Regions from separate parts of the Homo sapiens genome. Here region 1 is linked to region 2. A link is a loop called in an ENCODE intact Hi-C map of the cell type or tissue named here. Cell type or tissue: HepG2. All regions are shown on one strand. Links, peaks and the distances in the headings refer to the core of each region. The heading gives the core; the rest is flanking DNA.

Region 1 (10,512 bases), core at 5,248-10,247, 70 kb before region 2:
TGCCAGTCTTATGATCTCTGTTTTCATGTTAATGCTGGTCAGCTGTGCCTAAACTCCAGAGAGGGAGGAGAGTATTATGAGGCATGTCCAACCCTACCTCTTCCCATCCTGGCCTGAACTCGTTTATCAGGTTCCTTTGGGATCCCCTTGGCCAAGAGTAGGGGAGCCATTCAGGCAGTTGGGGGGCTTAGAATTCTATTTTTGGTTTACAGGGAATACTGTACTAATCCCAAAGGTGATTTCTGGAAGGATAGCTTCTGTGTGCAAATGAATCTGGGGGTTCACAGCGCACATGTGCGTATTAAAGGCCTGAGGAGTCCTGCAGGGAAACACACACAACTCTGCTCACCTTCATGTAAACTGGCATTTCTCAAACTTACTTACCCATAGACTTGTTGTTTAACGTTGCGTTTATTGGCACCTACAGGGTAAGTGTGTGTGTAGTTGCACCCAGTACGCCCTTTCTGGAGAAGCAGAAACCCCCAGGTCACATGGCTGAGGCGTGGCTGCAGCGTGTATGAGGACAGATTGCCGCTGGGGCCCCAGGGGAGGGACCACTGAGTGGGGTTCTCGGATCTGACACACCGTCCCTGCAGATGGCCCCTCAGCGACATGGTGGCCTTCTCATCACTGCTCCGCCAACGGAGGGGAACGGCCTGATGAATCATGCATGATTCATTAATCTTAATTAAAATGCAAACGTATTGCCAACCTTCTCTGATAATTAAAGCCCATTGTGGGAATATGCTTAAAGCTTCTAGGCTGACGTTTCTTTTGCTGAAGCAAAACAGATGACTCTTTTAGCTCTGAAAAGTGGTGTTGAAAGTGGTGCTGCCGGGGGGCGTGCGGCGTGGACAGACAGGTGAGATCCACAGAGAAGAGGCTCCCTGCCTCTCAGTCTCCTCTCTCTTTCTCACGCACGTGCACACACGTGTGCCCTGGGCTCACTCTTCAGCCATACACTGAGCTGTATTTTCCTCAGTGCTACCAGACCCGCAGGCTCCCAATTTGGCAAGGAAGGAAAAACTAATTATGGCTTCATGTCCTGCAAGAAAGAGCCTGCAGCGGCTCTTCAGAAACCTGCCGGTGGGTCAGAAGCACGGCCAGGCCGCCTGCAAACGCCTTGCTGGAAAAATCTCTCTCTGAGCAACTGAGCCGGGTCCTGTGTGCTGGAGGGGACACTGAGAGGCCACAGGGTGGGGAGTGGGCGGGCAGTGAGGCTGGTGACCACCGGCACAGCACCAGGCTCCCACGCAAGGGGAATCCTGGGGCTTTGGAAAAAGTCAAGTCGCAGTTTCACGCACGATCCCCACGCAGCTGTGCCAAGCAGTGCCAAGGCTGTGCTGAGATCATCGGTGTCTGCCCTGTCAGAGGGGCTCGTGCTCTGAGAGATGGAGCGAAAAGTAAACTTTGCCCACCAAGAAAACCTGGTATCCCAACAGTTGTGGAGCTGCTGTGACACCGACTGCTGGCTGCCCTGTGAGGTCCAGTCCCCGCAGGTTTCATCCAAGACCCCCATTCCAGCTGACACAGAGCATTTTAAAATAAAACCCTGTCTTTTCCTGTGTCTTGGCCAGCGGGGCTGCATTCAAGAAAGTACAGCAGCCTTTCCTGACAGCCTCCTCCACGCCTCGACCCTGCAGCCCCTGCCTCTCCCCTGCGCTCCCCCTGCCCTCCCGCCCAGGTCTGTGTTTTCTGCCAGGGCGTCCGGTTCTTTCCTTCTGCTCTCAGCTCTCATCTGCCCCTCATCTTGCCTCACAGGGCTCCAGCTCTGGGCTGACAGTGACGGTAACAGGGACGTGTGCCGATGACTCATCCCGTCCCTCACATGCGTGTGTGTCTAGCCCTTGTCTCGCTGTGCTGCCTCCATCCACATCAAGTGGCACAAATGGAAACGGGTCACCACTGTCCTTGGGATGAGCCTGGTGTCATGGCTGAGTGGTTCTGTCACCAAGTCTTTTCGTGGTTTGCCATAGAGGTGTCTTTCCAGAATCATTTTTTTTTTTATGGACTTGATTGAAATGGGTCAGATTAGCCATGCTCCTGAAATTCTGCCATCAGCCCACACACATGCACACACACATGCACACACGCACACACATGCATGCACACACAGGCAGACACATCACACACATGCACACATGCATGCACAGACACATCACACACATGCAGACACATCACACACATGCACACACATGCAGACATCACACAATGCACACACATGCGCACGTGCACACATATCACACACATGCACACACATTCTCACACATGTAGACACATCACACACATGCATGCACACACATGCACACACGCATGCACAGACACATCACACACATGCACTCACGGACACACACACATGCACGCACACACATACACATGCATACACACACATGGTCACACCACTGACCATACTGGTCTGATTAACTTTTTATTTTAAAACAATTACATATTCACAGGAGGTTGCAAAAAAAAAAATCTAGAGATTCCATGTACCTTTCACTCAGTTTTCCCCTGGGAACATCTTGTGTATCTGCAGCTCGGGACCAAGACCACGCTGTTTCCAAAATGCCCTGGTGACTGCTGGGCTCACGTGGTGGAGGGGTATCCCGGCCTGCTCATGTGGCTTGCACGCTGTGTGTGTCTCTGAAGCTGGGGTTCCCTGAGCCATGGGGATGCCCCCACTCTGGGTCTGTAACTGTGGGATACTCTCAACAGTTCCTTCTTCATCGGGCTCAAATGCAATCCTTGCATCCCAGTGTCTCATCTCTGCCCCTCTTGTCCCCGTTGTCACTGCCAGCACGCACCTCCTTATGAGGCCTGGGCAGGACCCCATCTCTCTGATGAAGGCTGCCACCATCTCTATTGCTGCCTTCGTAAATGTGCTCCTCATTCTGGGCACACTGGAAGTGCTCAAGCACCAGTGAAGCTGAGCACTTCTGAGCGGCCACTGAGGTGCTCCTGGCCAACCTCCCCCCAGTCATCCCCCATGCACTCCTCTCCTCGGCTCTCCTCCCAGTCATCCCCTAGACACTCCTCTCCCTGTTCCTCCCCCAGTCATCCTCCAGCACTCCTCTCCCCAGCACTCCTCCCAGTCATCCCCCAGGTACTCCTCTCTGTGTCCCTGGGGGATTGCTGGGGGGTTACCCAGTTTGGGGTGGGATGCAGGGTGGTGGTGTGAGGGGTAGGAAAGGCTGGGGGTGAGAGTGAGTTCCGTGCAGGGGGGTGACAGGAGCCCCACCTGGGGCCAGGTCCCTGTAGCCTTGCAGCTCCAGGGGCCGCTGGCAGGGGCCACCTTGAGAGGAGGAGGCCCTGATCCTGTTCCCTTCCTCAGCCTGGAAGGCCTTGGCCCTCCTGCTCCAATTCCGGGTGGAGACACCCCTTCCTGTGGCTCCCCTGTGCTCTGAGGCCCTGGCCTCCAGGGGCTGGCTCAGCACTCAGACACAGCCCTGGAGGGCAGCAAGGAACCCCCTCAGGCTGTTTTGCACGGGGTTTGTGACAGGGGACAGTGACCGAGAGAGCTGGGGAGAGCCGTGCCCAGCTGTGCTTCCGGCCCTGAGATCGGTGCCAGTTCCCCACAGCTGCTGCAACAGACGGCCACAAATGGGGTCATTTACAACAGCAGAAACGTGTCCCGGCTCCGGCTGGAGGCCAGACGCCTGCGATCAAGGTGCGGCGTGTCGAGCCGTGCTCCCTGCAGGGAGGAATCTGTTCCTTGCCTCTTCTGGCTTCTCTGTTGCCAGCAGCCCTTGGCATCTCTGGCTTGCAGAGGCATCGCTCTAGCCTCTGCCTCCAGCTTCTCAGGCCTTCCTTCCTGGGCCTTCACGCAGCTTCCCTCTGCGCATCTCTGCGTCTTTCCTCCGCTTACCAGGCACCAGTCGCACCGAATCAGGGCCCACCTCTCTCCAGGGTGACCTCATCCTAACTGACATCTTAATACACCTGCAGTGACTCCACTTCCAGAGAAGGTTGCATTCATGGTTGTGGGGTGCAGGCTTCGACAGATCATTTTGGGGACACAATTCAACCTGCTCCATTTGCCCTTTGTGTCCTCTGATGGGCTGAGAAACGTGCCCAGCTGGCACCAGGCCCAGGGCCCTGAATCCCCAGGAGTCAGAACCCCGGGCCGTACCCTGGTTCTGCCTGTTGGGGGATCGTCCCTTCAGTGATCTGGGGATCTGTGCCTGGTCTCCGCATGGGGTGCCTCCCGGCTCTCACAGTCATGGAACGTCAGCACCAGCACCTTCGCTGCCCTGCTGTGCCCATTTCCCAGCGAGGACACTCAAGGCGCGCAGGTGGAGACAAGGCTTTGGGCCCTCGGCAGGATGGTGGCAGTGCTTCGAGGGGCTGCAGAGGCACAAGTCCAGCCTCCATGTCGTGCTCAGAGGGCAGAAAGCCAGGGTCACCCCAGGCCCTACCCATCCGACCTGACGCGTGCCCACCACTGGCGAGCCGACCACAGAAATGTGGCTTCTAGATGTAGTTTGGAAAAGTGTTTTTGAGAACAAATCATGCAATCACTGATATTTGTGAAGATTTAAAAATTAGAATAAATATGTGCTATTTTATTAATGAACATAAATTTGAATATTTAGGGAAAGATGCATTTTCAAGGACTTTTCGGGCATATGCTTTTTAAAAATAGACTTTTTTTAGAGCAGTTTAGGTTCGCAGCCAAATTGAGCGGAAGGTACAGAGATTTCCCATACACTCCCTGCCCCCACACACGCACAGCCTCCCCCACTATCCACGCCCCCACCACAGCGGTGCAGACTTTACGACAGATGATCCCACATTGACAGAAGGCTTCAGAGTGAGTGTTGGGCATTCTAGGGGTTTGGAGAGACGTGTGATGACCTGGACCCTCCGTGATGGCGTCACGCAGAGCGGCACTGCCCTGAAACCCTCTGCGCTCTGCCTGTTCCTCCTCCCCCAGCCCTTGGCAAGCACTGATCCTTCCTCTGTCTCCACAGTTTAGGCGGATGTTTTTTAATGAAGCAGTTGATCTGAAAGCAAATGAAAAAAGCCAGGAATAGAAAAAACAAAAAACAAAGGCAAGGCTCTGTGGGATGGCCCCTGGGGGAGTGGGGCGGGGTCTGTGAGGACATCACCTCCGCGTGGTCTCTCCACGCTGTGCTACCCTGGGCCACCCCTCCTGACCCTAAGAGCGCCAGGGTTGGTGTCTGTCTGTGGCCCCACAAGCCCCAGGGCAGCATCTTACTCAGGGGAAACGTGACTGGTCTTCCTTGAGCTTCCCAATGCTGGAGCCCAGCTGGCCTCAGTGCTGGCACCCATGGGTGCTCACGAGCTATGGCCATGAAGGCCCAGAATGGCCGTGGCCTCAGCATTCCTCTCTCTGCATCAGTTACCTCTTGGCCAATTGCCTAGGGGCCCCCCCACTCCCACAGTGCAGTAGCCTGCTCACCCCAAGGACAGGTCAGACCCAGGGCCAGCCTGACCCTCAGCGTCTTCCTCTGGATGCATTACCCTCCACCTCCTTCCACTCTTCCTCCTCCTTCTCCAGGGACCTCACACTTGGGCACTGCTTGGTCTTCAGGTCCGGAGGTTGGACTGGCGGAGAAGCCAGGCCCGGGAAGTCCTAGGTGCTTGGGAATTATTCAGGAGCAGGAAAGGCCTTTGTGGGGTTCCTGCAGCCCCACTCCAGTGACTTTTCAGGGGGCTTCCTCAGACTGTGAGAGCTGAGGGCGGTGTTGTTACCAGCCTGAATGCAGCCACCTGATGTCCTTGAAAGCCCACTTGCTGTACCAGGGGTGACTCTGTCAGTGAGATGCTGATTAGAGGACACAGGCGTTTCCTCTCGATCAGGTGAGGCCCAGCTGGGCTCTCCTGGCCAGCAGCCAGGAGCAGGAGACTTTGCTGCCTGTCGGGACTTCTGGGCGCCAAAGCCGCAGGCTAATGCCGCCTGGTGGGCAGTGAACCCTGGGCTCATGAGACCCCAGCACCGCCACCCTTGGCCTGAGGCTCTGCAGTGTGGCCCTGCCTCTCCAGGCTTCGTCAGCACGGGGTACCTTCTCGAGCCACACTAATAGGAAACTCACCACAGGACTCACGCGTTGGCCCTGAGAACAATGGCTTGTGCCGCCGTAAAAGGTTGTAATGGACAAAAAAATAAGAAGAGTGTGTGACAAAGGCTGCAGGAGGCCCTTAAAGTCCAAGGTAAGTAGGAAATGAGACACCAGGCCCTTTACGGAAACAGGAGTGGCCAGGGAGCCCGCAGCTCTTTCTGCCTGCCCGGCTTCATTCTGTCGTGGGCTTATCCCAGCAGTGGCCCAATGCCCGGAGCTCCAGGCATGTCTGTCCCAGCAAAGGGTGCTACCCACTTCCAAGGTTCTGGAAAGGTCCCGAGGCCCCACCACAGTCTGAACCGGGCCAGAGGATCAGGGCCCCTGAGGAATGCTGTCTCTGTGCCTCTGAGCATCAGGGACCAGAGCCCTAGAGCCCACCAGCACTGGGGGGCGTGGGAGCTGCCAAAAGAAGGTTGGGGTGCTGTGCCCATACAAGGGGGAATGGAAGCTTGGAGAACTGAGGTCAGCTGTCCTCCAGGGCAGTATAACCCCCCAGGGCCGGTGTGGGGCTCAAACACAACCATGGAGCTGTCCACTCCTAAACGGGGCCTGACAATCACAGGATGGCAGATGCACGTGTGCTTCGCCTCTTTCTGCTGTAAAAATGCCCCTTTGAGTCAGTTTCTAGCCGGTTACACTGTAGTATCAGACACAGGATCTCATGTCCCACCTTCCCCAGGGTTTCCTGCTCGAGCGGCATGTCGGCTGTGCCTCTTCCTTCTGGAACCAGGGTGGAGGTGCAGCCCCTGCCTGTGGGGCATGGTCCTCATGGCCGCTGGAGCAAGCCTGGTGGAGCCCAGCCATGGCTCTGAGGCTTCCACTGGGGCAGGGCTATGTCATGTGCCCCATTTCATCTGCCAAAGCCTCCACGTGGTCCCCGCTGACCATCAGCAGGGCTGGAAAGTCCATCCTCTTACTGGGGGGAGACCAAGAGCCCCGGCCACCACAGCCGGATTGTGCAACCCCATTTTCCCTTAAGAGCAATCAGCCTGTTGAAACTAGAGATGGAATTAGCACCTTAGAGCTAAGGGCAACACAGAAGTGGGGAAGGGTGAACCTTGAGGGTGTGTCCTCAGCGGTGGGTTTGTCTCTCCCAGGCAAGGCGCTCTGCCTGCGGCTCAGCCCGGCTGAACGGGTGCTGGGCCTGTCCCTTCCCAGGGCCCAGCAGCTGAGCTGGAGGACGAAGCCCGGGTGGACGCTCCACACCATGGCCTCCAGGGAGTGTTCCCGACCTGGAGGAGGCAGGTGGGCTCCCCCTTGACCAGGATGCAGATGACCCCCTTGTGCCACCTGCACGATGCGCCCTAAGGGGCAGGGCCACTCCTCGTCTGCCTTCCTCTCCTGCAGGTCACCGGGGTGGCCCTGGTGGAGACTGACCTGGAGGGAGCCAGGCTCCCAGTGCCTCTCTCTGACCCAGCTGCAGGAGGGGCGCCTGGTGGCTTGCGTGCTGTGCCCTTGAGGATCATCTGTAACCAGCACCAGCCCCACCCTGCCCTCCGGACAGGACGCGCGGGCCAGGTTGGCGAGTCTGGAGGGGCTTTCTCAGGCATAGCCACTGTGAGAGCCGAGGTCCCCCACAGCCTGCAGCAGGGGACCTTTTCCCTGAGACCATGGGTACTTGCTGTAGTCCAGCTGGCGGGCCTGAGATCCTGACCCCATGTGCACATGGTCGGCACTATTGCATCCACTGGAAATTTCAAAGTAAAATCAGGACACGTGGGGGCAGGGAAGTGGGCTTGAGCGCTTCGCAGAGAGACCCTGCACCACCTCCCATTTGCTACGCTGGTTTCTTGAATGAGCGGCCCTCATTCATCAGACACCAATCTGCCCACAAACTTCTGACCAGGATCTGAGAATTCAGAGAAACCAGCCCCAAAACCACAGGCCTAGAAGCCTGGAACCCAGAGAGTGATTCCAGGAAATCATGGCAGGTGCACGCTGAGGTCACTTAGGCTGACCACAGCGAAGGTCAACGGCGGCCATCATAAATCAGTTTGCCCAGGACAGGCCCAGTGATGCCTGTGGTCCCAGTGCGTGTATTAACAACCTTCTCCTTTCTTCTCAAGGGGCTCAGATGGGTCGGTAGATTATACGGTCACCCTTGTCATGTCGGATTATGAACAAAATTTCAAGAGCTGCCTCCCTTCAACAAACCCACTGTGCAAAAACCCATCTTCCTAGTCAAGCAAATTAGGAAGAGATTATTCATTTTCCAAAAGACTTTTCCTTTGGCCAGGAAAGAACACCCTTAGTTTGCCAGAAAATCCTGCCAGCCGCCTCCCTGAGTGCATGGACTGCTAGATTCCGTTTTGTAAAATCGAGACAGCGGCTCAGGCGCACATGCAGTGCGTGGAGTGCAGAAGGCCTGGGTACTCCGGAAGCTTCCAGAGACAGCGTGGGGCGGCTGACGTGCGGGGAGACACAGACGTGGAGGACGCCACGGCCGCCTCGCCCCCAGGGCTCCCGGAGCGCGGCTGGCTGAGGAGCCAAGCAGATGGTGCTGCTGAGCGTTTCCTGCCTGGGCGGGAGGAGGTGGGGTTGCCGCCGGCGGGGCCTGTGACTGTGAGTGCGGCTCGCTGAGCAGCTGATGTGGGGGGTAGGGGGGGCGCGGATTACGCCATGTGTGACGGCAGAGGGGGGACAACGTGTCGAGAGACGTGGCCTTGGATGTAAGGAAGGGTCGTGAGAAAATACGCAGGAAGAGATACCCCGTGGACATGTTTCCCTTGGAAAGTGGAGGGAACCCTCTGAGCCGTGATTCCGCCTGAATTAAGCAGTGGCGGGCACTGGCCTGGCAGGCGGCTTCTACTGCCTTGGATTTGCACCTCTAAGGGGTCACAGGGGCCACCCCCGAAACAAGACAAAGTGTGATCATGGACAGGCCCTCGGGGGGCCGGAAGAAGGAACGGCTCCAGTGATGAAAGCTGAACGCCAGCTCTCTCCCCATCGTTCTCCCGGACCAGGAGAGGGCTGCTCGGCAGGGCTAGGTTTAAAAACCTTCCATGCAACTTACGAAGGCATCCACAGTGACTTCTGCTGCTGTGGTACGTTCTGCCCTCCCCTCCTCCCCGCCCCATCCTGTTCTCGGCTACAAGTTATTTATATGTACAGTGTCATCTGAACGTGCACGGGCCTATCCCAGGACATCACACACAAAGAGGCGGCGGTGAACCCAAGCCGCCGGGCCGGCCTGTGGCTCAGTGTGTGTTTCAGAAGTCCCGGCCCCAGGCAGCTCTCCTGAACAGAGCCACTGGAACTCAGGAGGGTCAGGACCACAGCCCAAACAACTGCGACCGAAAACACCCTACAGGGCTTGAGAACTAAAAAATAAGGAGGGATCTGGGCAGCCGAGCTGCCTCCTAAAGAAGCCACGTCATAGAGAAAACTGCTTGCTCTATCCATGAGACGGAGGCGGCCGGGGTGTCCTGCCAGCAGACACGGGTCTGTCCATCACCGGCCACCACGCTGCCTCTGTCCTTCACTCCCATTTAAGGGAAAACGATATCTCTTCATCTTTCTGCCCTGGACATTGGAAATCAGCGGTGAGAACAGTGCTCTTGCTACAAAATGCTCAGGTTCTAGAATGCTCCCATCTTTCCTTCCATTCCACATGGAGTTTATCCAAAGCACAAAGGCCAGTCACGGCACTGACATCCGTGGTGCCCGCTCACCGGGGAGTGGGAAGCACAAGCCTGTCCTCAGAGGACCGTGACTGTGAGCCCGCAGCTGCTTGTGGGTGGGGCCAGCCCGCAGCTCCTCCTGGAGGCCTCGGGCTTCTTGCTGCTGCATTTCTGTGACATGTGGAGGGAGGATCGTTTTGACACCTGCCTGGGAAGTTTCAAAGGAGATGGCCTCTGGGCAGGGGTTTTAAACTGAAGGGCACCACACAGATCCAGATGTGAACTGTGGCTGTTGTTTGCAATTGAAGCAGAGATGCAGAGGATGGAACAGGAGTGCTGGCCATGCTGCTCTATGGCCTTGGCCCAGCCAAGACCTGCAGTCAATGGGGCTACGGGACCCCCGCTACACAGGGACCTGGGAACCACCTTTGCCGCGGTTGACCGCTGGGCCCGCCATGCACCGCCCACACCTGGCTGTGCCTGGAGACTGAGAGCAGGGGGTGACGGTGGGCCTGGTGTGTGGAGTCCCGCAGCGGGAAGGGTGGGAGGGGAGGTGGGAGAGCGCAGTCACCCAGGGGTCCCCATGTGGGCTTGTACAGGCCTGGCCCAATCTGACAGCAACTGGGCAGGCAGAGCGAGCCCCCACTTTATGGGTGAGAAAACCGAGGCACGGAGAGGTGAATGCGCGTGGTATCAATGCCGCTAAGGCAGAAGTGAGGCGGAAAAGCCCGTCCTCGCGAGGGGCGGCCCTGTCTCCAGCTCCCAGGTACCTCCCGCTCATCTGCCCGAGGCTCCTGGGGATGTGGCTC
Region 2 (15,943 bases), core at 4,621-9,620:
AATGTCACTAAATGGCACACCAGGCTGGGCATCCCTGCCTCCAAATTTTTTTATGTGAGAGAACAATAAGCATCTCTCGGGGTTTACGGATATTTTCCTGGGCCGTCCGCTCCCTGGCGGTTTGGACTGAACGTCCCGGACCAGCCCCACGGCCCCACCCGCCATACACACTTGTCTAAACAGATGGGCCTGGCGCTCGCTTCCGTGGAAAACCATCATCACCTGACCTTGGGCCAAAAGTAAATACATCTCAAGAGTTTAAATAACAGCTCCCCCCAGCGAGGTGGAATTGTTGGAGAGAACTTTTGAAATCATAACAAACAGACCCTCGGTGGTGCGACCTCAGGCCCCGAGAGTCAAGTGTGAGGAAAGAGGTCATGCCGGTGTGCACGGGCACTGCAGGCCCAGGGGCAACTTCTTCCCTGAGCCTCCATCTGCAGGTGACAAGTGCAGCTCCTGAGGTGGCCGGGCCAGCGAGCTTCCTTGGGGGCTGACCGTAGGGAGGACTCAGCTAATTGGAGCTGCTCAGCCGTCCAGTGCCCCCAGCTGCCATCACAGTGGCGTAGTCGAGCTCCTGGGGAAAGGCTGGGGCCCTGAGCGGGAGGAACAGCATCCAGCCCTGGGCAGCCCAAGCTCCGTGTCATCTCGGGGGAACCTAAAGCTCAGGACACAGAGGGATTCTGCCTCCCAAGCCCAGCTGTGGGACGTGAGACCTTCCCGCTCTCTCCCTGCCGGGCTCTGAGGACACTGGACAAGCAGCAGGCCTCAGCTGAAGCTGGTGATAAGACAGGCTCCGCGTCCACACTGCCTGGCTGCCCTCCAGCTGGGAGCACCGCATCTGCCCCTGTGCCTGGTTCTGAGGCTGGAGAGAAGAGCAGAGGGGCTCGGGGAAGAGAAAGGCAAAGAGCCCCTGAGTTTGCTTCCCTGGGGCTGCTGGCCTCGTCCCTAGGGGCTGGAGCGGGTTTGGAAGGCCCCTTGCCTGGGGGTGTGGGAGTGCACAGTACTGCCGCGTGAGAGTGTGTGTGCACAACTGTCAGTGAAGTGTGTGTGATCGGCCCATGGGGGTGTGTCAGCGTGACTGCGTGCCACGCTGTGAGAACGCACAAGTGTGTCTGTAAATGCACGCGTGCGTGTATGAGGCGGTGTCGGAGGGTGCACGCGTGCATGTATGAGGCGGTGTGCGAGGGTGCACACATGTGCTTATGAGGCGGTGTGTGAGAGTGTGCATGTGCATGTATGGGGCGGTGTGCGAGGGTGCACTTGTGTGTATGAGGCGGTGTGGGAGAGTGCACTTGTGTGTATGAGACACTGCGAGGCTGCACGCATGCATGTATGAGGCAGTGTGGGAGGGTGTGCGTGTGCATGAGGCGGTGTGGGAGGGTGCGTGCGTGCGTGTATAGGGCGGTGTGTGAGGGTGCACGTATGCATGAGGCGGTGTGGGAGGGTGCACGTGTGCATGAGGCGGTGTGCGAGGGTGCGCGTGTGCGTGTATGGGATGATGTGCAAGGGTGCACACGTGTGTGTATGGGGCGGTGTGCGAGGGTGTGCGCCTGCGTGTACGGGGGCGGTGTGCGAGGGTGTGCACCTGCGTGTATGGCACGGTGTGCGAGGGTGCACATGTGGGTGTAGGAGGCGGTGTGCGAGGGTATGTGTGCATGGGTGTGGGTGAATGATGTGTGTGGGTATGTGATCATGTGTGTCGGTGTGAATGTGTGTATCACTGTGTGTGTGTGTGTCCATGCGTGCTTCTACCCAGAGACAGAGCCTCCTGAAGCCCGGCCTGGCCCCCTGGGCCGTGGCCTCAGACCTCTCTGGGCACAGCCCCTCGTATCCACAGCTCATCTACCAGTGTTGGTGATTGACCAAAAACTGCCACTCTGTCTCTGGCAGTGGGCAATCCTTGTGCTTTTTCCAAAGAGAAGTGCCTGTTTCCTTAAGATTCCCCACTGCCAAAATCTCCAGCTCTGGCCTCTGATGTCTCAGCACAGCCAATGCCAGACAGGAATCTTTCCCCGACAGGGTCAGGCCCCCAGTGTGGGGCAGCCACAGCACCCAGGGAGGAGCCTGGCCGTACTCGGCCCCTCCCGTGCCTCCTCCACACCTGACCACCGGCAGCGGGCAATGCCAGGGTCGGCGTGCAAGGGCATTGGTGTGGAGGTGGCACCAGGCTCCTGCATCCTGGCCCTGGAGCCTGCAGTCCCCTCAGCCAGGATACAGCCCCATGGTCCTCAGGAGTGGTCAGTCGCCTGGGAAAAGGGAGGCAGGGCCGAATGCAGAGCCTGCCCATGCCCTGCTCAGGCCCCGAGCCCAGTCCAGGGTGCCAGCCCCCTCCCAGGCCTTCATGAGGCATCTGGGCCCTCTGCTTCCACAAGTCATGATCTGAGGTCTGGTGTTTACAGCAGAGGAGGTCTGGGAGCCCAAACCCCCAGGCGGTAGAAGGAGGGCCGGCGTCGAACTGCACAAGGCTGCCCAGGGCCCCGGCAGAGTAAAGCCACAGCGGCTGCCTTGCCAATGCCCATGGCTGTCGAGGGATGGCCAGGGTGGAGAGGGATGCCTGCCTTGCACGATATCTGCATGTGGGCAATGGGGACGGCCCCTCCCTGGCATGCCTGGAGGAGACAGTGATGCAGGTGCCAGGCGTGGGGAGGGGAAAGGGCTTTTGACATGAGTCCGGCTGGTTCCACACATCAGCCTGTTCCCCCAACCCCTCCCAACCTCGTAACATGCAGGTCAATGACACACGTGGTTGGCTCAGGAAGCGCAGCCACTGGTGTGACCCCTGGAGACCAGGGTGGGTGCCCCCACTAGCTGGGGCTGACGACATGACTGACGGTGATCTCTGACCACAGGGCAGGGTTTGGGGAGAGGCCGCTGGAGCTCCTGGGGGCAACAGGGAGGCTGAGAGGGACCAGGGGCCCTTCCGGCCACCTTTGATAATTTCTTCTAATGAGGTGACTCATGGAGGGCCCCTAGGTAGTTTATGCCGATGAGGTGATTCTGGGTGGGGGCTGGCCTCCCGAGGAGGACCCAGAACGTGATTAGAGGGTTGGGACTTTGCACCAGTTGACATCAGCCTGGTCTCTGGTGTGCGTAGGGGTCCGGAGCCTGAGTTTAGCTATGGGGACGCCTATGCAATAAAACCCCGATAAAAAACTGGACACCAAAACCTTAGTGAAATCCCCAAATGACAACACTCAAAGAATATTGTCCCATATCCATGTGTCGGGAGGGTAGCGTGCCCTGGGGACAGCAGAAGCTGGTTGCTCAGCTCCCCAGACCTCATCCTCTGCACCGCTGCCTTTGGCTACCCTGACTTGTATCCTTCTACTACAATGAGTGTCTGCTGTCCTCACAGGCACAGGGCTCTCCTAAGCTCTGTAAGTTGTTCCAGTGAATTATCGAACAGGAGGGAGTCCATGGGGACTCCACATCTGCAGCCCACTGGTAAGAAGTGAAGGTGACCCTGGGAACCCCCAAATTTGCAACTGGCATCTGAAATGAGGAAAGTCTTTGGAGAACTGTGTCCCTGAACTTGAGTTTGGCTGATTCCAGGTAATATCCAACAAAAGACTTGCATCCAGATGGACAAATTCCCACAGACCAATAAGAAGAAAACTGACCACCCAATTTTAAATAAACGAGTGAAAGGCTTGCAAAAACACCTCCCCAAAAAGTTTATGCAAAGGCCAAGAAACAGGTGAGAAGCACTTGACAACATCAGTCATTGGGGACATGCCAACTCAAGCCACCGTGAGATCACACTACCCACCAACAGCTGCAGAGGAAAGGCCCCCTTACACTATCGGTGAGTGTGAAAATGGTCCCACCACTTCAAAACATCCCTTGCTAGTGTCTGCTGGGCATCCAGTGACCCAGCAGCTCCACGCCTGGGTGTGCACCCAACAGCAGTGTGTGGTTACACACCAAAAAAGTCATACGAGAATGCTTGTGGCATCATTCCTCATAATAATCAAACACTGGAAATGGCCAGTGGCCTGTCAAGATTGAGTGCGCAATCCGTGATCTGTTCACACCGTACAACAGTCCACAGCAGTGAACAAGAACAAGATGCTGCTGCACTCGACAATAGGCACACTATGACATGCAAGAAACCACTCAAGAAAGAGTACACAACACACCACGTGACTCCATTTGTCTATTCTGCCTATATTCAAGATTAGGCAGAACTAGTCTATGCCAACAGACATCAGGGTAGTAACTACCTTGAGGGGCTGGTATGGACTGGAGGGGGCCCCCAAGGGCCCACTGGGTCCCTGGAAATAGTTTACATCTTGATCTGGGCACCTGTTATACAGAAATGGCAGGCTGTGTTTTCCAAAGATGACTGCATAGATGTCTCCCATCCCACAAGCTCTTTCCAATGTGACCTTGAGAAGCCTCCTATTGAGAGTCAAGGTCTATATCCCTTCCCCTTGAACCTGAAGAGACCTTTGTGATCTCCTCGACCAAGAGTATCATGGAAGTAACTCTGTGTGACTTCCAAGTCTGGATCACAAATATGTCATGTGCCTCCTCCTAGCTCTCTTGGGACACTCCATCAAGGAATCCAGCCGCCATGTTGTGAGGAAGCCCAATCCAATCCATGAGGAAGCAACACAAGGAGAGGCCATGTGTAGGAGTTCCAGCCACAGCTCCCCAGAGATCCCAGCCAGCAGCAGCCAACAGACATGTGAGAAAAGATGCTCCAACTTCATGCACCCCCAGGCTTCAGGTCACGCCCAGCCTTCAACTCTTCGCAGAAATCACTGTGCAGAGGCGAGCTGTCCTTGCCTGCCTGGCTGGCCTCCAGGTCCACAGAGTCCTGAGCACAACAGAAAGGCTACGTCATGCTGCTCGGTTTTGGAGAGGTTGTTTATGCAGCACGTGTAATCGGTGTAAGTGAGCACATTTGTAAAGAAAGTAATTGAAATGTACCCTTGAGGCTTGTGCACTGTACTACGAGTAAGTTACGACCCAATTTTCAAAAGGAACAGCTGAACACATTTGAAGAAGAAAAAGAAGGAGGTGGAGTTGCCCCATCAGTTGAAAAGGCTAATCATACAGCTATAATACAGTGTGATGTGTGGTATTGGCCCAGGATAAACAAATTGATTAATGAAGCAGAATACAGAGCCCAGAAATACACCCACCCACAGATGGGCTTGTACATAGGGAAGTGGTGTGTGGGTCCCTGGGGAAAGTCGTTTGATAAATAGGACTGAAAAACCACATTAAAAAAAAATTAGATTCTGTGTCCACACCGTATACGGAAAGTATCTCCAAACAGATTAAGAATCGAAATGTCAAAAGCAAAGATTTAAAACTTATAGGAGAAAATATAGGTGGGTATCTATGTGACCTCACAGTAGGAAGGGATTTCTTATACAAGACACACGAAATATCAACAATATGAAAGGAAAGATTGTTACAGTTGACTTCATTCAAATTAGGACTTTTATTCATCAAACTACGCCTTAAAGAAGATACAGAGACAAGCTACAACCCAGAAGACAAGATTCACCACACAAAAAAATTAAGAAAAGACCACTGTGGAGAATGTACAAATATCTCCTACAAGTCAATAAGAAAAAGCAAATGACCCAATAGAAAAATGGACAAAGGTCATGAACGGGCATTTCCCAGAAGAGGAAAAACACATGGCCAGTGAGTGATAAGAGGGGCCCATTCTCACTGTTAATTGAGGGACACAACTCAGGACAACATACGATTTTGCGTGAATTTGATTGACAACAATTTAAAGTTTTTTGATAATTCTAAATGTTCCAAGGATGGGGATCAACAGCACCCTTGCACACAGCTGGCAAAGTGTAAGTCGATGAAGTCGATGCAAGCATTTTGCAGAAACTGCCAGGCATCACCTTGTCAAGTCAGGATTTTGCATTTCCAAGATCCAGCTTTTATTCTTAGCTCTCCACCCAGGAGAGACCCTGCAGGCGTGCCAGGAGCTCAGTTGGCAGGAGGAAGCCCCGGAGCAGCCCACACGTCGACAGTGAGAGGAGAGAAGGACGGATCACTCATGATAGGATCACACAGTGGAAAATTCTACAACCACGACACTGAATGAACTACAGCGCAGACAGAATACGAACAAATCTTACCAGCATCACACTGAGCAGGAAAAGCCAATCTCAGAAAGCTGCTGAAGAGCGACATCCTTTTTATGATTTTCATAAATAAGCCAAACTATTTAAGTATACACACACACACACACACACACACACAAACACCCCTGTACCATAAGACTGAAAATCAAACTCCAGCACCAGGGATGGAGTTGTGGTTACCTCTGATGGAGGAGGAGGGGCTGGGATGGGAAAGGTCAGACCCAAACAGAAGTGACTACATTTCAGCTTTTGGGTTGGTCATTGGTGCCCAGTGTTCATGATATAATCACAATAATAATATAGGCCAGGTGCGGTTGCTCACACCTGTAATCTCAGCACTTTGGGAGGCCAAGGCAGGCTGATCACGAAGTCAGGAGTTCAAGACCAGCCTGGCCAACATGGTGAAACCCCGTCTCTACTGAAAATACAAAAATATTAGCCAGGCATGGTGCCACACACCTGTAATCCCAGCTACTTGGGAGGCTGAGGCAGGAGAATCACTTGAACCCAGGAGGCAGAGTCTGTAGTGAGCTGAGATCACCCATTGCATTCCTAGGCAATGGGCAAGACTCCGTCTTGGAAAAAAGGATAAATAAAATAAAATAAAATAATAAAACGACAGCTGAGCATGGACCAGTGTGAGAGTGTGCTGTGACCATGGATGATAACTCCAGTTCGTGCCCCTGGATCTGGAATCTGTGTAAACCATGGTAAAAAGAGAGAGGAAGAAATGAGCAGGTGCAGCGCGGGGGTTCCAGGGCCGTGAAGTCTGTGCGACACTACAATGGTGGGTGCGTGTCGTACATTTGTCGAAATCCACAGAATGTCCAACACCAAGAATGAACCCCAGTGTAAACTACGGACTCGGGGTGGTAAGGGCGTGTGCGTCACCACAGCACAGCCCACCGTGGCCGCAGAGGTTAATGGGGGAGGCCGAGCATGGAGGGTCGGGGTGTATGAGAACCCTCTGTGCCTTCCACTCAGTGTCACTGCGAACCTATGATTGCGATAAAAAACAAAGTCTATTAAGAAATAGGACAGGGAGGGAATGGAGGAGGGGGGACAGGGAGGGAATGGAGGAGGGAGGAAAGGAAGGAAATGGGGGACAGGGAACAGGGAGAGAATGGAGGAGGGAGGACAGGGAGGGAATGGAGGAGGGGGGACAGGGAGGGAATGGAGGAGGGAGGACAGGGAGGGAATGGAGGAGGGAGAACAGGGAGGGAATGGAGGAGGGAGGAAAGGAAGGAAATGGAGGAGGGAGAAGCTGCAGTAAACACGTGTTATCCCACATCCTCTACCTCTTTGTATTAGGGGAGCGGCCAGCTCCACTGTGACTTGCACCTCTGCTCTAAGTCACAGGCCCTGTCTTCCACCCAAGGACCTGCTACGTTGGGAAGTCCACCCACTCCAAGAACGGAACCTGGGAGACGTCCCCTGGCTTTTCCTTGGCAAGAGGTGTGGGGATGTGGGTGTGTGAGGGGGTGTAGGTGTGTGCAGGACAAGTCAGTTCTGAGTGCATCCTGGTGGGCTCTGCAGGGATGCTGTGGCCATCCCATGCCTCAGCTGAGCAGGACAGCTGCCCTTGCTCCTGCCTTCACATCGCAGGGGAGAAGCTCCAAAAACAGCCCACTCTGCTCCCACCAGACCCACGTCTTGGAGCAACCACTGGAGCTTCGCTTTCATTCCCGGAGCGCTGTCCTCGGCCTTGCTGTCTCGGCCTTGCTGTCTCGGCCTTGCTGTCTCGGCTTTGCTGTCCTCGGCCTTGCTATCAGCACTTTCCTAGAGGCCGGAGGGGTGGCACGAGGGAGTGAAGACCCTTGCTCAGCTCCCGTCCCCTTTGGCAGGGACGCCACCGTTGCTGGGACATGAGGCCTTGTTGGAATCTGCAGAGCAGGTCTGGCCATAGCTAAAAGGCTCTACCCCAGCCAGAGGCGGCAGGTGATGGGGACACCATGGGCTGGGCAGCCTAGTGTGCCTGGAGCTTTGACGAGTCTCCCGCCTGGCGGGCCCTTGTGGGTGGGTGGGTGTGGACACTCTGTGAGTGGAGGGTCCCATCAGTGGCCCTGGCCCTCCCTAAGAGGACTCTGTGGTGACAGCCCTCCCATTGCCTGGCAGGGACTTTGGCCTCTGGGGGGAAGGTAATGTGCTCAAAGTCTGAGGAACCTTCGGGCAGACCCCCTTCCCGGAGGGAGGTCAACCTAAAACTTGTGCAACTTGACATATGGAGGTGTGGTTTTTTTTTTTCCAAAAAATGTCTCCCAGGGGCTCATTTACCAACACCTCACATCCAAATGCTAGAAGTGGCCATCTGCCAGCCACCGCTGCCTGGGCCCGGCCTTCCTGGGGGCCGCTGTTCCCCAAAAGGGTTCTGTGCACCATTCACCCAGCTCCAGCCTGCCCAACCTCTCCTGTGCCCCCGGAGGGTCACTGGAAGAAATCCTCTGACCTGGGACTAGAGCTTGGGCTGCAGGGAGGAGGGCAGGCATGAAGTGCCCGGCCCCTGCACCTCTGATCAAGGCCCTTCCTGACAGCCTGGGAACCTGTCTGGTGGCTCCTGGCGATGCCCAGTTCACGGCAGGTGCCTGGCTGAGAGTGCCGGGGGCCCAAGCTCTCACTCCTAATAAGTGTGCCTTGGGGGCTCATAAACAAGTCCAAACGAGAACCCGAGGACCCTGGCTGAGGACCCTGGCCTGAGGGGACTCACGGGCATGTTCACCATGGCCTCCAGGGTCCCACACACTCACTTTCCTTCTGCCCTCTTCTCTGAGTGAGGCCAACCCCAGGAGGGTGGGAACGGGTCTCTCTCGGTAAAAAGAATCAGAGTTGATGCCGGGGATTAGGAAGAGAGACCATGTCCCTCCTGTGGGGGGATCTGCCCCTCCTCCAGGACGTGGTGTGGGGGTCACAGCAGCCCTTGGAGGTGCTTTCCAGGGGGACACTGCCTGGGGCCTTGTGTCCACTGTGACACTCCGGCCGACCCTATGAGGATGTCCCAGTTCCTTCTGTACGGCGAGGGGCCCTGGCACAGTGAGGCTGAGCCAGGCCCTGGTCCACCACTGCCCCTGCCGGTGACCGCTGTGGATTGGGGTCATGGCCGCCGGGAGGAAGGCGGTGGGGACAGTGTCAGCACCCGGGCACGGGCCGTGGGCACCGTGGCCCCAGCAGCACCTTGGCTCCTGCCAGCGGCCGGCTGTGAGTCGCAATGTATTTTGTGCCTTCCCTGAGTTTGTTTTCTCTGGAAAGCGGGAGTAACAGCAGCATTCACCTCGGGTGGGCGTCGTGGGAGTTTGAGGGGATCACACTCAGGGGAGTGCGTTGTGTACGCGGACTGCTGCCTGGACAGGGACAGCCGTGGCCATCTGGGTTCTTGTGGTACCCTCTGGAAGAGGGGCCGAGGTGGCTGGGGCGCCAGCCCTTCCTGCTCCCATCTGAGAGCCCCGGGTGTGATGAGGACTGTCAGGGCGGCCACCATCCAGCTCTGAGAGGGGGGCACAGGGGAGGGCCCAGGAGGAGGATTAAGCCAGAAAGACCAATCTCATGGGGAAATGACGGAGTGGAAGCTGGACAGCTCCCTCACACCTGTGCGCACAGTTGGCCTGCAAACAGCCTTTCTCCGCTTCCTCTTTTGCCTTTCGAGATCAAAAGAACAGCTGGCCTGGGCTTGCTGCTGGGATGCGGGTGGGGCTCTGGGGGGCAATTAGCAAGGCTTTGAAAAGGGTCTTGAATGGACAGGGATGCCCATAATCGGGAAGCAACTTCAGTGGAAAATAAAACCTCCCGGGTAGCTTGCCAAGCAGAAGCAGGAGATGAAGGTCGTTTTGTGTGCACGCCATGGCTCCCAGCCTGGGGGTCCAAGGCCAGTGTGCCAGAAACTGCCTGGAAACTGCAAACACAATGGGACCCACCAGGGAGGACACCCCCTCTCCAGGGCCAAGGGCCAGCAGGGAAGTCCCAACTGCAGTAAGGTTTCCAGTGGGGCCTGCTCCAGAGGAAAAGGGAGACCCTCCCTGATCTGAAGGTTCAAGTTCATTGCCAGGAAGCCGCCCCCCTCAACCCGCCTGAGCTTGTGGGGACCCTCCCAAGGCAGCCATGGGGGCCTCTCACACCGGCCCCAAAACAGCGTCAGGAAGGAGCTACTGAAATCAGGCGGGTCTCCAGGGAGGAGACGCCCTGGCCACTGGGCCTTTGCCAGATGCTATTGCTTTGAAAATGGCCCAGACTCAATCTGAGAAGTGTCACTGGCTTCACCAAGAGGAAGGTGACCCACGTCTCCAGGCTCTAGTTGAATCATTTCTGGAAACTGGGTGAATGCTCCTTATAAATGAGCAAAATCTGAAATCCTAAATTAAGTTATTCTTAAAAGAACACTGCCACATCAATTTCTGATACAGTTATTCATTGCTCAATAACAAACGACTCCAGAACAGATTGACTTGGGGGTTCTCCTGCTTCCACAGTGCCACTGGGTGCAGGGATGGTTGGAAGGTCCCAAATGGCCTCACTCCTACAGCAGCTCAGCTGGGCTGCTGGTGGGAGGCCTGGTCCTCCACTGACTGGGCCTCTCCATGTGGCTGCTTGGACTCCCTCACAGTATGGCAGCCAGGTTCCCATCTGCAGGAAGTGGAAGCCTAGTTTTCTTAAGATCTGGGTGTGGAAATCTCAGGATGTCACTTCTGCTGCATTGTTTTAGTCAAAGCCATTAATGGGGAATCCAGGATCAGGGATTTACACTCTGTCTCTCGGTGTGAGGGGCAGTATGCAGTTGTGCTGGGGAGGGAGAATTGGTAGGGCCATCTTTGATGACCACGATACTATAAGCCTGTGTTCATGCAGAACCACCTTGCCACACTGCCCAGGGCCAGTGTGCAAAGACAAAGGTAAGTGTGTTGGGAGAGTCTTAGAGACAGGTGCCGAGTGCAAACCTGCCTCTCGGTGCTCAGGTACCTGGGCCCCTGCCAGGTGAGATGGCAGACTGTGCCCTGCTGTCCTTCAGAGGCTTCTGGGCCTTTCCCTCTCTCTGTACCATCTCTATCCATCTCATGGGCCTAGGATCTGTAGAGCTGGGACCTTCTCCATCACCACTGCTGTGGGAGCTCCTTCCCACCAGACAGGCTCCCAGAAAGCCCTGGCAAGGCTGATCAGTTGGTGGGAATCCACCTGCAGGTCCAGAAGGGGGACACCAAAGTCAAGCCCTATTGATTTTTGCCTCTATCTGTAAGCTGCAGAGTGGAGCACCCTGCCCTCTCCACCCCATGTGGAAACCCTCCCATCATTTCACCTCCCTCCCCACCCCAAGCTCCAAACAAATCCTGTGCCTTGGTCTACGATGAGGAGGGGGGAGGAGTATTTAATTTGGTAATAAACTTGGATCAGGTCCTGCTCCTGAAAACAGAGCCTGCCTCCATCTGCACTTGGCCATATACACCCAGCCTTAGGATTTGGGGGCCCAGCTCAGGAGGGAAGGGGATAGGCAGCCCCTGAGCCCTGGTGAGACACTCATGGTGTGGCCATCTAGAGAGGGTGCTCGCCGAAGTCTAGGGTCCAGAGTGTAAATGAGCAGTCACTAAGGTTTAGAACAGTATCTAGACCTTGGAAATGTATGCAGCATTCAGCAACAAGCCATTTAACTTCCAGAGATTGACCTCTAAGCAAAATATTGGAGCTGTGTGCAAAGACCTCTTGTATACAGTGATATTCTGGGTGACATTTGACATTCTTTCTGCAAATGCCTGAGTCATGCCCAGTTCATGCTTGTGAGGGGCACAAAACAGTGAACAAAGTCAACAGCTGTGTGCCTGTCCCGGGACAGAGAGCTCGTGTTATTTGCTTTTGCAAATGATTAGATAAAATAGATTTGACGAAGATAGAGCGCGCACAGCCAGCCCTCCCCTGCCCCAGCCTATTGAACGCTTGCATTTTCTCCAGACCTCAGCCCAGACATCACATGGGTGGGCACTCTCCCTGACCTAACACGGCTTATACTCGGGACTCTGTGTAGTCTCGCCCACAGCACTCCTGGTCTGTGATCAACGTGTTCATCTGTGGACCAGCTCTAAGTCCCATGGAGCAGGACCAAGTCTCGGTGACTCCAGCCCCACCCCTAGCATTGTGCCCGCCAGGTTCCGCAGCAGATGCACGGGTGCGGCCATGGAGTGGACACGCGCTTAAGTAAGCCCTGTGGGACTGGGCCCTGGGGCTGTTTACCCACGTGCTGCCTTATTCAGCAATTTTAAAGGAGCTGTAGGAAAATACGTGTGAGAAATGCTCATAAGATCATATCAAGGGACACAAGCCCATTATAAAACAGCAGGTACAATTTGATCGCAAGCAAAATAATATCAGTAGTATCTGTGCATTACAGAACAGACTCATATCCTGCTTCTGGGAATGTAAAATGACACCTCCTGTGGGTGCACTGGGAAGGGAAGGATGGTAGGCCAGGCTTTGGCAGTTTCTTTAAAAACTAAGTCTATTACCATGACCCAGCAATTGTACTCTTGGGCATTTATCCCTAGGAAATAAAAACTTCTGATCACACCGAAAAGGGCACACGAGTGTTCATGCATCTTTATTTATAACAGCCCCAAACCGGACACAGCCAACCCAGATGTCCTTCACCAGGTGACCGGCTAAACACACCGTGGTGTCTGGAATACAGCGGTAGGAAGAGGTGAGCTACTGCACACACCCACCTGCCCGATGTCACGGGCATTGCACTAAGCAAAAAGGCCAGTCCCAAAAGGTCACGTTCTGCCTGATTCTGTATATACCACTGTCTCGAAATGACCAAGTGTGGCACTGGAGAACAAAGGAGTGGTTGCTAGGGGTTGAGGATGGTTCGGGGGAGGAGACCAGCAAGGGGGAGCCCGAGAGAGATAGCTGGGTGATGGGACACCCTGGACTGGGCGGTGGCTTCATGAATCTACACGTGCGATCGAATGGTGGAGAACTGTGCACACATCGTACAATACCCATTTCCTGGTGTCAGTTAGCGCTATGGTGACATCAGCGGCAGCTGTTGCAGGGAAACTGGGTGAAGGGCCCATGAGAGCCCTGTCTGCTCTCCTTGCCACTTCCTGTAATCTGATAATTATTTCAAAGGAAAAGTAAAAGAAAAAAATGCTGCAAAGAAAGATTCCTAAAGGTAACTGGATTTATGTCTTAGTGCTAATATTAAACTGATTTTTTTTTAAAAATCCACTTCATTTCCAATATTTTCCATGCTTTCTCCAAGCAACATGGATTACATTTGAAACTAAAAAATAATCAAGAGTGAACATTAGGCGAAAGCAGGGATAGAATCTACAGGAGCTCTCTGGACTATCGTTGTAACTCTCTGTGTTTCTAAAATTATTTCCAAATGAAAAGAAAGTTTTTAGGCTGGGTACGGTGGCTCACACCTGTAATCCCAGCACTTTGGGAGACTGAGGCAGGAGGATCACTTAAGCTCAGGCATTCAAGACCAGCCTGGGTAACATAGCGAGACTTCATCTCAATAAAAATTAAATAAATAAACTTTTTTAAAAAAAGAAAAGTTCTTAAAAACAAATAGCAAATAAGATCAAATGTTGCATACGTGTAGTGAAAAGACAAAAAGTAACAATAAAGTGAGAACTCTTTGCTTAGGGGAAACTCATTAATTAGATTAGAGCAATTAAAAGAGGAAAACAAAAATATCATGAGATGTTGTGAATAAGGCATTTAAAACATTTTAAAAGTCCGGTCTCTTCATAGAGTGCATAGAGAGGGTGTTGGTGAATTTTCTGTCCCTAGGGCAATACCTGGGTGACTAGGCATATTGGATTAGTTCGTTCCAGCTGCCATAACAAAGAACCACACACTGGGTGGGTGGCTCAGACAACAAAAATGCATTCTCCCAGAGTGCTGGGGGCTGGAGGCTGAGATCAAGGTTCCAGCAGGGCTGGTGCCTCCCGAGGCCTCTCTCCTTGGCTTCTAGATGGGGTCTTCTCCATGTGTCCTCGAGTGGACATCCCTCTGTGTGTGTCGGTGTCCTAATCCAGCAGGGCTGGTGCCTCCCGAGGCCTCTCTCCTTGGCTTCTAGATGGTGTCTTCTCCATGTGTCCTTGAGTGGTCATCCCTCTGTGTGTGTCGGTGTCCTAATCCAGCAGGGCTGGTGCCTCCTGAGGGCTCTCTCCTTGGCTTCTAGATGGCGTCTTCTCCGTGTGTCCTTGAGTGGTCATCCCTCTGTGTGTGCTGGTGTCCTAATCCAGCAGGGCTGGTGCCTCCTGAGGCCTCTCTCCTTGGCTTCTAGATGGCGTCTTCTCCATGTGTCCTTGAGTGGTCATCCCTCTGTGTGTGGCGGTGTCCTAATCCAGCAGGGCTGGTGCCTCCCGAGGCCTCTCTCCTTGGCTTCTAGATGGCGTCTTCTCCGTGTGTCCTTGAGTGGTCATCCCTCTGTGTGTGTCAGTGTCCTAATCCAGCAGGGCTGGTGCCTCCTGAGGGCTCTCTCCTTGGCTTCTAGATGGCGTCTTCTCCGTGTGTCCTTGAGTGGTCATCCCTCTGTGTGTGTCAGTGTCCTAATCCAGCAGGGCTGGTGCCTCCTGAGGGCTCTCTCCTTGGCTTCTAGATGGCGTCTTCTCCATGTGTCCTTGAGTGGTCATCCCTGTGTGTTTGTCAGTGTCCTAATCCACTCTTCTTACAAGGACACCAGTCAGATTCAATTAGGGGCCATGCCAATGGCCTAATTTTACCTTAATCACCTCTTTAAGGTCCCTACCTCCAAATAAGGACATTCTGTGGTGCCGGGGGCTAGGGCTGCAACATATGGACTTGGAGGAGCACAATTCGGCCCACAATGATTGTCTTTCGGGTTGATGTTTTAATTATCACCTTATAGAAAACACTGAGAAAAGCAGCGAATAGGCCACATTCGAGGACAATGATGCAAAGAAACAAAGATGAGGTAATAATTTGAACTTAATCATTATATTTATTTATATCCCAACATTCAACAAACTTCTGGCACCAGATGGACATTCTGTGACTATTTTTGAACGATCTTATGAATGACATAAATTTGTCCTCTTTGGCTGTCTTCTCATGTGAATCCTAAATAGGTTTTCCAAGGTATACAATAATTCAGACACAGAACAAACACATTTTGGTCTAATTTGAATAATAAGAACATCTATGTTGCCCTTTCAACATGAGAACTTGGACTTACAGATCTAGACCTTCCACTTTTCCAGGTTCCTCTTGCAAGCACTCCCCACTGGCCGGGTCTAGTTCCCAAGTTGCATGTGAAGTTAAGCCTAAATAAATACCAACAATACTGAAGGGTATTATTTTGTGATACTAGCAGTTTGGGAATAAAACATCAAGGCACCAGCAATTCCGCTCCAAGGTGTATACACAAGAGAACTGAAAACATGTTCACAGAAAAACTTGCACATGAATGTTTACGGCAGCATTATTTGTAAGAGCCAAACAGTGGAAACAACTCAAATATCCATCAATTGGTGATTGGATAAACAAAACAAGATACATGCATAAAATGGAATATCATTTATCTATAAAAAGGGATGAAATGTTGATACATGCTACTATGTGGATGAATTCTGAAAACATTTTACTGAGTAAAAAAGCCACACACAAAAAGCCACATGTTAGATATGACATGCCCAGAACAGGTAGCTTCATAGAGAGAAAAAGCAAATAAACAGAAAGATTAGGTGGATGAATGGATGAACAGATGGATGGATGGATAAATGGGTGGATAGATGGATGGATGGATAAATGGGTGGATAAATGGCTGGATGAATGGATGGATGGATGAATAAGTAGATACACTGACGGAT

What was found. A loop is a pair of places that touch in the nucleus more often than their neighbours do. Peaks named below come from ENCODE experiments on the same cell type or tissue, not always from the same donor. Only the 100,000 strongest peaks of a DNase experiment are listed, where the experiment ranks them.
Region 1: it touches region 2 in a loop (14-fold over the local background); 8 of 110 quality-filtered maps call a loop at or near these places.

Annotation. Positions count from the first base shown.
Region 1 is chr21:43,360,598-43,371,109 of GRCh38, reverse strand. LINC01679 (long intergenic non-protein coding RNA 1679) reads left to right here and starts at 8,761. Exons shown (of 2, transcript NR_131902.1): 1 at 8,761-10,218. RefSeq lists enhancers at 1,144-1,701, 1,914-1,973, 5,213-6,412, 6,966-7,505, 9,352-9,501 and 4 more and a silencer at 8,522-8,671. In HepG2, for the core only: a CTCF peak has its summit at 5,918 (motif pointing left); a DNase peak (open chromatin) is centred at 5,859; H3K27me3 peaks cover 2,776 bases.
Region 2 is chr21:43,284,405-43,300,347 of GRCh38, reverse strand. No RefSeq gene overlaps it. Among named protein-coding and RNA genes, the nearest start is that of LINC00322, 40 kb to the left of the region's middle. RefSeq lists a silencer at 9,585-9,879. In HepG2, for the core only: no CTCF peak of the experiment used is centred there; no DNase peak of the experiment used is centred there.